Linked DNA regions of Homo sapiens: region 1 is linked to region 2. A link is a contact called in ENCODE Hi-C or POLR2A ChIA-PET data. All regions are on one chromosome and are shown on one strand. The core of a region is the stretch at or near the end of the contact, and the rest is flanking DNA. Distances in the headings are between cores, read along the strand shown. Region 1 holds the start of RPL23 (ribosomal protein L23). Region 2 has its middle 17 kb from the start of GRB7.

Region 1 (5,058 bases), core at 1,900-4,399, 900 kb before region 2:
TGAGACAGTGACAGTGTAAATATCAATCTTCAAGGTGATCCTCCCACCTCAGCCTCTCTAGTATCTTGGACTACAGGTGCACACTACCATGCCCAGATTTTTTTTTTTTTTTCATAGAGACAGGGTTTTGCCATGTTGGCAAGCCTGGCCTCCCAAAGTGCTGGGAGTATAGGGAGTAAAGGCATGAACCACGATCATCTATTCACATCTTAAAATCAAAGCTGCCAGTATTTTCTCACAAGTGTAAAACTCTCAGGACAACTATCCTTGCCTATGCCTTTTCCAACTTCACCTTACAGGTAGGTTATTAAGATCCCAGTATCACTGAATTGGGATGTAGAAATGGGACCTGGGACCCCCAACTCCTCCCAGTCCTGGCAATGAGCAGAGACCAAGCTATTCAGATTTACACTGGAAAACAGTTTGAATTCCTGGGCCCAAGCACCAGGCTTTGTTTTACTTTTAATGAACTGTTTTCTAGTGTCCTAAGTAACTTTTATACCCATCTGTACTAAAGTGAAAAAGACGCTTTTCCCAACTTTCAAAATGAAGTATCACTACACAGTGAAATATAATGCTTGTGAAGAACTATTGTAGAGTCAGACACACCTGGATTCACAATCTTCACTGATACTAGCATGGGGTCCTTACACAGAATTTTTATGACAGGAAGACTACACAAAAAATAGATAAGTCTAACCAAGTTAGTAATGGGACACACATGAGGTAGCCAATACTTACTGACTGACCCTCCTCTACTCATAAACCATTTAATCCTCACAAATTCTTCAAGTAGACCTGGTCCTTTTGCATATTTCTGTGCTTGTTATTTATTGATATTAAGTTCCAAGGGGAGGGGATGTATTCATTTAGCAGAAACAAGGACCAAAAAAGACATTAACAGAATTGGAAACTCACAACTAGTTTTAAAACTGAAGTGTTCGGAGCTCTGGTCTGTCCCACCACTGACTGAGACCAACAATCCACCCTCCTGCCATCTCATCTACAAAGTGAAGGCCATTTGCTCTGCTCTTCTCTGACAGCTCCCTGGGCCACCAATCAGACCCAGGAAGTGTTCTGAGAAGAGGAAAAAGCCCATGCAATTGCTGAATCACAATCACAGTGCTACCCAGCCCTCAAATGGATATTAATGGTGAACAAAAAACAATTTCTAACCCAAAGGCTAAAAATCTACTGGACAGCATCGTGGGGTGGATACAGGAATAGGAGTAACTGTAATACAGGGCTGACAAATCAACATCACATTTGTAAATCAAGGGATGGCCAGGAACTCTTTAGAAGAGCAAGACATCCCAGGGTAGAGACAGATTAGGCAGGCACAGGAAAAAAGTGCAAGCGCTGAAGTTAAAATGCACCAAACACCAGAAGTTCTAAAGCCAGACAGGACACAAGCTGCAAGTATTTTGAGGCCTCCCCCTTTAAATCATACACCTGACAGGAAAAATTTTGAGTGGGGAGCCTGAGATTAAGTAATGAGCAATTAGCCGGGTGTGGTGGTGCACACCTATGATCCCAGCTACTCGGGAGGCTGAGGCAGGACAATCTCTTGAGCCCGGGAGGTGGAGGTTGCAGTGAACAGATATGTGCCACTGCACTCCAGCCTGGGCAACAAGTGAGACTCCATCTCAAAAACAAATAATAAAATAAGCAACGGGCAGCTTGTTTTCGTTTTGTAATATATTTTTTTTTGAGAGCCCAGGAGGCGGAGGTTGCAGTGAGCCAAGATCGTGCCATTGCACTCCAGTATGGGCTGGGCGACAGAGAGAGACTCCATCTCAAAAAACAAAACAAAACAAAACAAAAACAACAACAAAAAAACAACTAAGGTATGGAAGTGACAAGATGATGGTCCCCCCTCCAACACAATATGAGCAAAAACTTAAGATACTTATCTCACACTGCCTCTCAATGGAAAACAAACTTGAGGCCTTGAAAACTGATCCATTTTCCAATAAAGGAAAGCGTCCCCCCACTACTCATCAGTATTAAGGTGGGCTCAGTGTTTACTCACCCTTTTTTCTGAGCTCTGGTTTGCCTTTCTTGACTGTGGCCATCACCATGTCACCCACACCAGCAGCGGGAAGTCTGTTCAGCCGTCCCTTGATCCCCTTCACGGAGATGATATACAGGTTTTTGGCTCCTACAAAAGAATGTAAATAAAAATAAAAAATGTTGAGGGCCATCAGGCCGTTCCATCAGTATAACATTTCCCAAACACTTCCAAAGCCCCTCCCTCCACTCACTGCCCAAGCAGTTAGTCCGCAAGAACGCCTTGTCACACCACCGATTGAAGCAAACAACACATGTTGCCACTTCACCCAAAAGCGATGTTTTCACTCTCCCCTTTCTTGACGGCTCAATAGGTCATTAGCCACAGGCCCATTGAGTGCTTTTAAAAGGGGGAGTATAGCAACGTGCAAAGACCTCACCTGTGTTGTCAGCACAATTGATTACAGCTCCTACCGGAAGACCCAAGGAAATCCGGAATTTCGCACCAGAGGACCCACCACGTCCTGTGGATATAAAGGGAAGGGAAACAGGATAAAGAGATCACAATCTAGACATGGTTCGGAGTTCCCCCTCATACTCAAGCTGTAATTCACCGCACATGCTTTGATAGACTGTACGCTATAGATTAGCTCGCTCGGATTTTACTTATGCCGTCCCCATGTGCCACCCGATTCTCACGGAAAGTAGCCTATTTCTTACTATTAACACTCTGACATCGAAATTAAGAAACCTAGACGACTCAACCCTTGCTCTAACTTTCGCAAAACGCAATTACTCCTGCAAGGCATAAAACCGCAGAGGTCGCGCAAACCAGGGCCTAATCCAGTCTAACTTCAACCCCATTACGATAGCCCTATTCGCGGAGCGATCTCGCGGTATCCAGACTACATTCACGTCGGGATCCTGCCATCTCAACTCTCCAGCACCCCACTGCCACTTTCGAGGGCCCTGGCAGTGCTCTCGCGGTGGCCTGGCTCTCTCTCTCCGGCCTGAAGGAGAGCAAAGCGCCCCAGCTGCCTAGGGCCACCGCTCCTGACGAATCCGCCAGCCACTGCACGACAGATGGTGGAGGATCCTCCAGAAACAAAACCTCACCTCGCTTCGACATCTTGAACGCCGGAAAAAAGAAAAAAGGAAGTCGATTCAAAGGACACTGGGATATGAACTTTAACGCCCCGCCCACCCTCCTCACGTGGCCGGAGCAAAAACCGGCCTCTTCCGCCTCTGGGCGCTGCCTTATTACGTAATAAGTTTACGACGTCGCTTTTAGCCCTCTCTGCGAAGTGGGAGTTGAGGTAGAAGCGCAAGAGATAGGAAGTATCTTCTCTACGAGCTTAAGAGTAGTTAGGGACATGGAAACAGTGATTTGTTAACTTGCTCACGACCTCTTTTGACCACTTAATAGTGCCAGGCACTTATCTGCACACTAGAGAATAGGAATTAAAACACGGTTTGTGCCGTGTGGGGGTTCCCCAAGGAACAAAGAAAGTGGGGGAGGGAGGGAGAACAAGCTCTAAACGGTTTCGTTGAATGTAATACAGTTGAGAAGTGCTGCAGATCATTCCATCTATGTGTTCTTGGTATCATACCATTCTGTATTTTACATATACAGTATTGCTCTATTTATTGACCCGTCCCCCCCAACACACACTCTTTTTTTCTTTTTTTGAGACCGAGTCTCACTCTGTCGCCCAGGCTGGAGTATAGTGGCGAGATCTCAGCTCACTGCAACCTCCGTCTTCCGGGTTCAAGCAATTCTCTGTCTCAGCCTCAGAGTACCTGAGACCACAGGCGCCCGCCACAACGCTGGGCTAATTTTTGTATTTTTAGTAGAGACGGGGTTTCGCCATGTTATTGGCCAGGCTGGTCTCGAACTTCTGATCTCAAGTGATCTGCCCGCCTTGGTCCCTCAAAGTGCTGGGATTACAGGCGTGAGCCCCCGCGCCAGGCCTAATTGCTCCTTTCACAGCTTCAGCCGCCCCTTATTCTCTGGGTTCTTTCCTTCCCACGATACATTAATTCACATACTTATTGAGCTCCTACTTTACAGCAGGTTCTGTCCAGGGCGTACAGCGGATTACATCAGAGAACAAAATAGATCAACATTCTTTTCCTTATGGAGCTTACATTCTGCTGGGGTGCAGGTGGAGGAGGATATTAGACACTAAACAAAAGATATAATAAGTAATTGCAGTATGTAGTATGTTAGATGGGGATATGTATTATAAAAATATAAATAGTATCGCTTCTCGGCCTTTTGGCCAAGATCAAGTGTAAAATATAAATAGTGGCCGGGCCTTGTGGCTCACGCTTGTAATCCCAGCACTTTGGGAGGCCGAGGCGGGTGGATCACGAGGTCAGGAGATCGAGACTAGCCTGGCCAACACAGGGAAACTCCGTCTCTACTAAAAATACAAAAATTAGCTGGGCGTGGTGGCGGGCGCCTGTAATCCCAGCTACTCCGGAGGCTGAGGCAGGAGAATCGCTTGAACCCAGAAGGCAGAGGCGGCAGTGAGCCGAGATCGCGCTACTGCACTCCAGCCTGGGCGACAGAGCTAGACTCCGTCTCAAAAATGTATATAGATAAATAGCTCTTTGAGGAAGACGCGGTCGTAGGTGTTGCGGATCGCTGATCCGCACGCTCCTGCTACTGACTCACCGCTGTTCGCCCTCGCCGAGGAACCAGTCGCTCAGGAAGCCGCGCAGCAGCCATGGCTTTTAAGGATACCGGAAAAACACCCAGGGAGGCGGAGGTGGCAATTCACGAATTCGAGTCACTCTAACGAGCCGCATCGTAAAATCCCTGGAGAAGGTGTGTGCTGACTTGATCAGAGGAGCAAAGGAAAATAATCTCAAAGTGAAAGGACCAGTTCGAATGCCTGCCAAGACTTTGAGAATCACTTCAAGAAAAACTTTGTGGTGAAGGTTCTAAGACATGGGATCATTTCCAGATGAGAATCCACAAGTGACTCATTGACTTGCACAGTCCTTCTGAGATTGTTAAGCAGATTACTTCCATCAGTATTG
Region 2 (4,847 bases), core at 783-3,282:
AAGGCTTGAACCAGTGAAGTACTGATCTGGTCCAACAGATAGAAAGAGGGCCCAGAGAGGTCAGGGCTTGGTCCAACTCGCACAGTGGTGGGGCGTCTGCAGACTGCTTTCCTGTCCTGTGCTGTTGGCAGAACCTCAGCTTTGGGACTTGAGGGGGAGTATGCAGTGGCAATTAGGACAAACGACTCTGAGCTCTCAGTTGAGTTGGGGGAGGAGAGAAAAGAAGGAGTTAGATCCTGGGGGAGTTGGATGTTGCAGACTGGACTCCAGAGCCTGGGGGTGTGGGCGATCCTGGGGTGTGGGGAGGGCGGGCTGAGGCTGCTCCACAAGCGTTCTCGAAGTTCACCATACAAGAAGGGGCGGTGTGGGGAAATGGGGATGAGGCCTGAAATTCAATCCCATGTGGGTTGAGTTATGATGTCATCTGACACCCTCTCACACGGCTGCATCTACCCCAAGGAAGGGGCAAGTTTTTCTTTGATGGGCACCTGGGGGGGCTGTTTAGCTGGAGTTTTTTTTGTTTCGCTTTTTTTGTTTTTGTGTTTTTTTTGAGACAAGTTTCGCTCTGTGGCCCAGGCTGGAGTGCAATGGTGTGATCTCGGTTTACCGCAACCTCCACCTCCTGGGTTCAAGCAATTCTCCTGCCTCAGCCTCCCAAGTAGCTGGGATTACAGACATGCACCACCACGCCCAGCAATTTTGTATTTTTAGTAGAGATGGGGTTTATCCACGTTGGTGAAGCTCGTCTCGAACTCCCGACTTCATGTGATCCGCCCGCCTCAGCCTCCCAAAGTGCTGGGATTACAGGTGTGAGCCACCGCGCCGGGCCTGGAGCTGCATTTTTGTTGTAAGCACTTTGTTCTTACTTGGATTAGGTTTATTTTAGGGTGGTTTGGGGCAGACTGAGGGAGATTGGAAGGCAGAAACCACCCCCTCAGGACAACCACGTGGATCTCCTTAGGGTCTGGGTAGTGGAACTGGGCCCTGTGACCTTGGAGTTGGAGGGGAAGCTGTAAGCAGGGATGGAACGGGCCACCCGCACCCTCACACAGCTGTGACCAACAGGCACGGTCATCCGCATTCACCTGCCCAACTCCCATGCCCTGAGTCCTGTCCTCCAGGGCATTCCTACTGGCACTACCCCAATTTCCCAAAAGATTCCAGGGATCTCTCTCTCGCTCTCTCTTTTTTTTTTTTTACAGTCTCACTCTGTTGCCCAGGCTGGAGTGCAGTGGCTGATCTCAGCTCACTGCAACCTCCACCCCCTGGGTTCAAGCGATTTTCCTGCCTCAGCCTCTTGAGTAGTTTGGGATTACAGGCGTGCGCCACCACGCCCAGCTAATTTTTGTATTTTTAGTAGACGGGGTTTTGCCATGTTGGCCAGACTGATCTCAAACTCCTGACCTCAAGTGATCCTCCCGCTTTGGCCTCCCAAGGGAGGGTTCCTTCCTCCCAGGCTGAGGCACCCTGCCCCACACATCTACTGGAGGAACTTAGTGTTGGGGCCAGGGGGTGGCTGGGTAAGGCTGGATCCCACACTTGTCAGGCCAGGTTGGGGTAGGGGAGGATACACGGGGGACCCGTCTCTCAGCCGTTCTGGGCCGGTGCCTGAGGCGATCTGCCCCGCCGCCCGCCCTTCCGCCACCACCCAAGTCGCATGCGCGCGCCGGGGCCGACGGGCGCCAGGCTCCACCGAGCCACCCTCCGTCGTGGCGGCCCCTCGTGCCTCTGCGGAGGGAAGGCCGCCGGCTTCGCCAGGGGGCGCGCGTCGGGGTCGCGGCTCTTTGAACTCGGCCCCACGAGGGGACGCGCCATCGGTTTCGTGGCTTGCGTGGCGCCGCAGCAACGAGCCGGTCGCCCCGGGGCGTTGCTTAGTCCGGGCCTCGCTGCGAGTCTGTGGGCGAGGCGGGAGGTGCTTCCTTGGCCAGGCGGGTGGAGGAAGGTGTGGGCGCCGCATCCCAGCGTCGCGGAGCCTCCAGGCGCGGGCAGGCGAGACTGGCGTGCAGCGCGACGGCCTAGTCCCGGCGTCCCACCGTCCCCCACTCCCGCAGGCGCCGAGCCGATTCAGCCGCGCGGCTGCAGTGACACCCAGCGGCCGTCGCGGGAAGTGCGGTCGCCGCGGCCAGGCCTCCGGGGCTCCTGTCTCTCGAGGTTCCCACCCCGGTTACGCGCGGGCACCCCGGAGGAGAGCGGCCGCGCGCTGCAGATGCCCGCGGGGGCACTTCCCCTGCCCCTCCCCCGTTTCCTCCCCGCAGGCGCCCGAGCGCCGGGAGATCCTGCGCAGCGGCAGTGCCCGGAAGGGCGGGGCGGGGTGCAGCAGCGGCGCTGGGCTGTGACCCGGGCAGTTTCACTTCTGGATCCTGCTCGGGCTGTGATAGGACAGCGCGGGGGCAGCGGGGGAACACGCGGGCACGCCGAGATCCGGCGCTCGGGACCCCGATGAGGGGAGGCCTTTCACTCCTGGGGTGTCACGCGACCCACGCTTTCCTCCATGTCCACTCCCACCCCCCATGGGTTCCACTTTGCTGTCCCCCGAGCTGCCGCTCCTCCCCAGCAGACACCGTCTCCGCCGGGGCTGCCGACCCCCGGAGAGGCCCCGAGCGGCGTGGGCGGCGGGAGGAGGGAGCTGTGAAGCCGCAGGCAGGGGGTTAGGCTGCGGGCTGCTGAGACGCCGAGCTGTTTCTCAGAAGTGCAGCTGCCCCTCCCCTCACACCCCCCTCACTCCCACCGCGCGCCGCACCCCTGCCCCCTCTCCGCCGGCCTCCCTTTCCTCTCCCAGGCACCCTAGCCGGGAATCTGGGGTCTGGGTCCACGCAGAATTAAGAGGAGAACCTGAGAAAGGGCGGGGGCCGGGGGTTCAGACCCAGCCTCAGCGCGCGTTATTCCGAGCCTCCTATAATTCCACAGGTGAGGGGATCCTGTCCCCTACCCCTGGGGTCCAGGATTGGAATTTGATAGAACAGTTAGGAAAATGACATCTTGAGAGAGTCAGGGCCCGGCCACTATTACTCTAGCTCCAGCGTCCAGTGAGGAGAGGAGAGAGAGGGAAGACCTGGAGCCCGGCTGGTGCAGTGAGGTTGAGGCCTGTCTTAGGAGTACCAGCTGGAAGGCCCTTCAGAGATCCCTGACTCTGGGGAAAATCAACGCCCAGAAGGGGAAGTCAAGTGTCTGGGCTCATCCCGAGAGGGAGAGGGCTGGGATTGGAACCAGGACTCCAAATAGTTGCGGGAGTCTGCGACTGTCTTTTGCTTGGGACTTCAGAGCTTTGCTGGATTCACTGACTCAGCCTGCTTTCCCTCAACACACACAAACACACACACACGAGACACGTGCACGCGCGCACACACACAGATACACAGACACACACAGACAGACATGCAAGGAGAGAGACAGGCACACATGGAGACAGACACGCACACGCAAAGAGACACACAGCTCCCCAGGAGTCTAGCGGGGCAGCTGAGGTCTGTGAGTGAGACATTCTCAGTGAGACACTGAGAATGCAATTCCAGTGGGGGTGGGATGGGGATTGGGCGGTGGAAGGACAAGCCCGGGGGAGGAGGTGGCATCGCCCCCCTAGTTCCCATCCACCACCACCCCCAGTGCTGTGGTTTATTTGCCTAGGCAGCTCTTCTGGGCCAGGGGGCCAGGGTACTGGGGTGGAGAGGCGAGGTGATGGGAAAGGCTGTTCTGGGGCTTCCTGCCCCCTCACTCCTGGGGAAGGGGGGTAGCTGCCATCACCCGCAGGCCTTTCCACTGCAGCCCTTTCCTTGGGTATGTGTGTTATTCTGGGGGAAGATCTGTTATTTGCGGAGAAGGGAGGCAGCTGCCTACTTCACAGGTCAAGACAGAGTTAAAAACAAAACCACAGCAAATTCAACACCCCGTGTCCTTCAGGGACTTTCCATGACACCTTCCTTCCCCCCTCTCCCCTAAGCCAGGGAGCACCTCCCCAGAGGGCCTCCCCACCCCAGGTGCAGTGGCTTTTGGCTTTTATGCAAACAACTGTCTGATCCCGGAATGCTCCACAGCCCGAACTGTGGCCTGGGCCGAATGTGCCCCTCCACCATCCCTTGGGCCAGTGTTTCTGGTCTTCCTGGAGTTGTGACCTCCACTCTTCCTCAGACCCTGGATTCTGAGGGACAGGAGATGAGGGCAGGAAGCTAGGTCCTTTCCCCCTGCCTGCCCTCGGGTGGCAGTTGCCTGCAGGTGGAGGGTTTGGGCACAGCAACCTAAGTGAATGGTCCGGGGTTTTGAGTGATGGGGGAGGGGAAGAAGGAGGGTGCAGGTGTGGGGTGGCCTCCACTGCCAGGCCCACCACCCTCTAGGGCATTGAATTAGCTCCCAAGATCAGGAAGGAAAACTCTTCTCAGGCTGGGAGTCCATTCAACCCCAACGCCAGTGTGGACCTCCGGTCCTGCTCACTGGCAAAGGGGGTCAGGATCTCCCTGTCTCCCTCTCTTCTGCCTGAGCTGCTTCTGCTTTGGGGAGGGATTTGGGGATGGGGAAGGCCATATAATCTTCTCTCCAGGGCTGAAAACCAGCTACTGAGGGGCCGTTTTTGAATGTATTCAGTGCTAAAATGCAAAGGCAGGGTGCCATGCCATTCCTTTCTCCTCCTCAGCTTGAGCAAGACTGGGAAACCTGTAGGAGACCCTCAGCCAGTTTGAACATTTTGGAGTGCTGATGGGAGGGAGATGATGCTGATCATGGAGCCAGAGGACGCTGGTGCCAGCCTAGCCCCACATTTGTTAGTCTTAAAACTTCAGACAATCTTTCTCATGCCTCTTCCACAGAAGACGGAAAATGGAGGGTGCTTTAGATGAGGCTGAGCAGAAGGCCAGACT

The links. A loop is a pair of places that touch in the nucleus more often than their neighbours do. ChIA-PET counts read pairs that join two places held with the same protein, here RNA polymerase II (POLR2A). Pooled maps may share reads with other maps.
Region 1: a loop to region 2 is called in a pooled map, with 4 times the contacts of the local background. The contact joins the promoter of RPL23 here to the enhancer-like site in region 2. A Hi-C loop is called at or near these places in 3 of 37 single-sample maps with no recorded cell type and 6 of 50 pooled maps. POLR2A ChIA-PET finds 5 or more read pairs at or near these places in 3 of 52 experiments (HEK293, HepG2 and WTC11).

The regions. Positions count from the first base shown.
Region 1 is chr17:38,850,572-38,855,629 of GRCh38, forward strand. RPL23 (ribosomal protein L23) reads right to left here and starts at 3,150. Exons shown (of 5, transcript NM_000978.4): 1 at 3,127-3,150; 2 at 2,451-2,534; 3 at 2,033-2,161. The coding sequence starts at 3,139. It overlaps SNORA21 (small nucleolar RNA, H/ACA box 21), which reads right to left and starts at 2,424; the gene lies at 2,292-2,424. SNORA21B (small nucleolar RNA, H/ACA box 21B) reads right to left here and starts at 1,087; the gene lies at 953-1,087. It also overlaps the pseudogene RPS20P35. RefSeq lists enhancers at 2,003-2,786, 2,097-3,296, 2,787-3,570, 3,294-3,403.
Region 2 is chr17:39,752,264-39,757,110 of GRCh38, forward strand. No RefSeq gene overlaps it. Among named protein-coding and RNA genes, the nearest start is that of GRB7, 17 kb to the left of the region's middle. RefSeq lists silencers at 1,658-1,797, 1,838-1,887, 2,028-2,757 and enhancers at 3,248-3,297, 3,708-4,017. Within about 2 kb of position 2,033, at least 35 of the 41 ENCODE cell types and tissues checked have a DNase peak (open chromatin) inside an H3K27ac peak, as active enhancers do.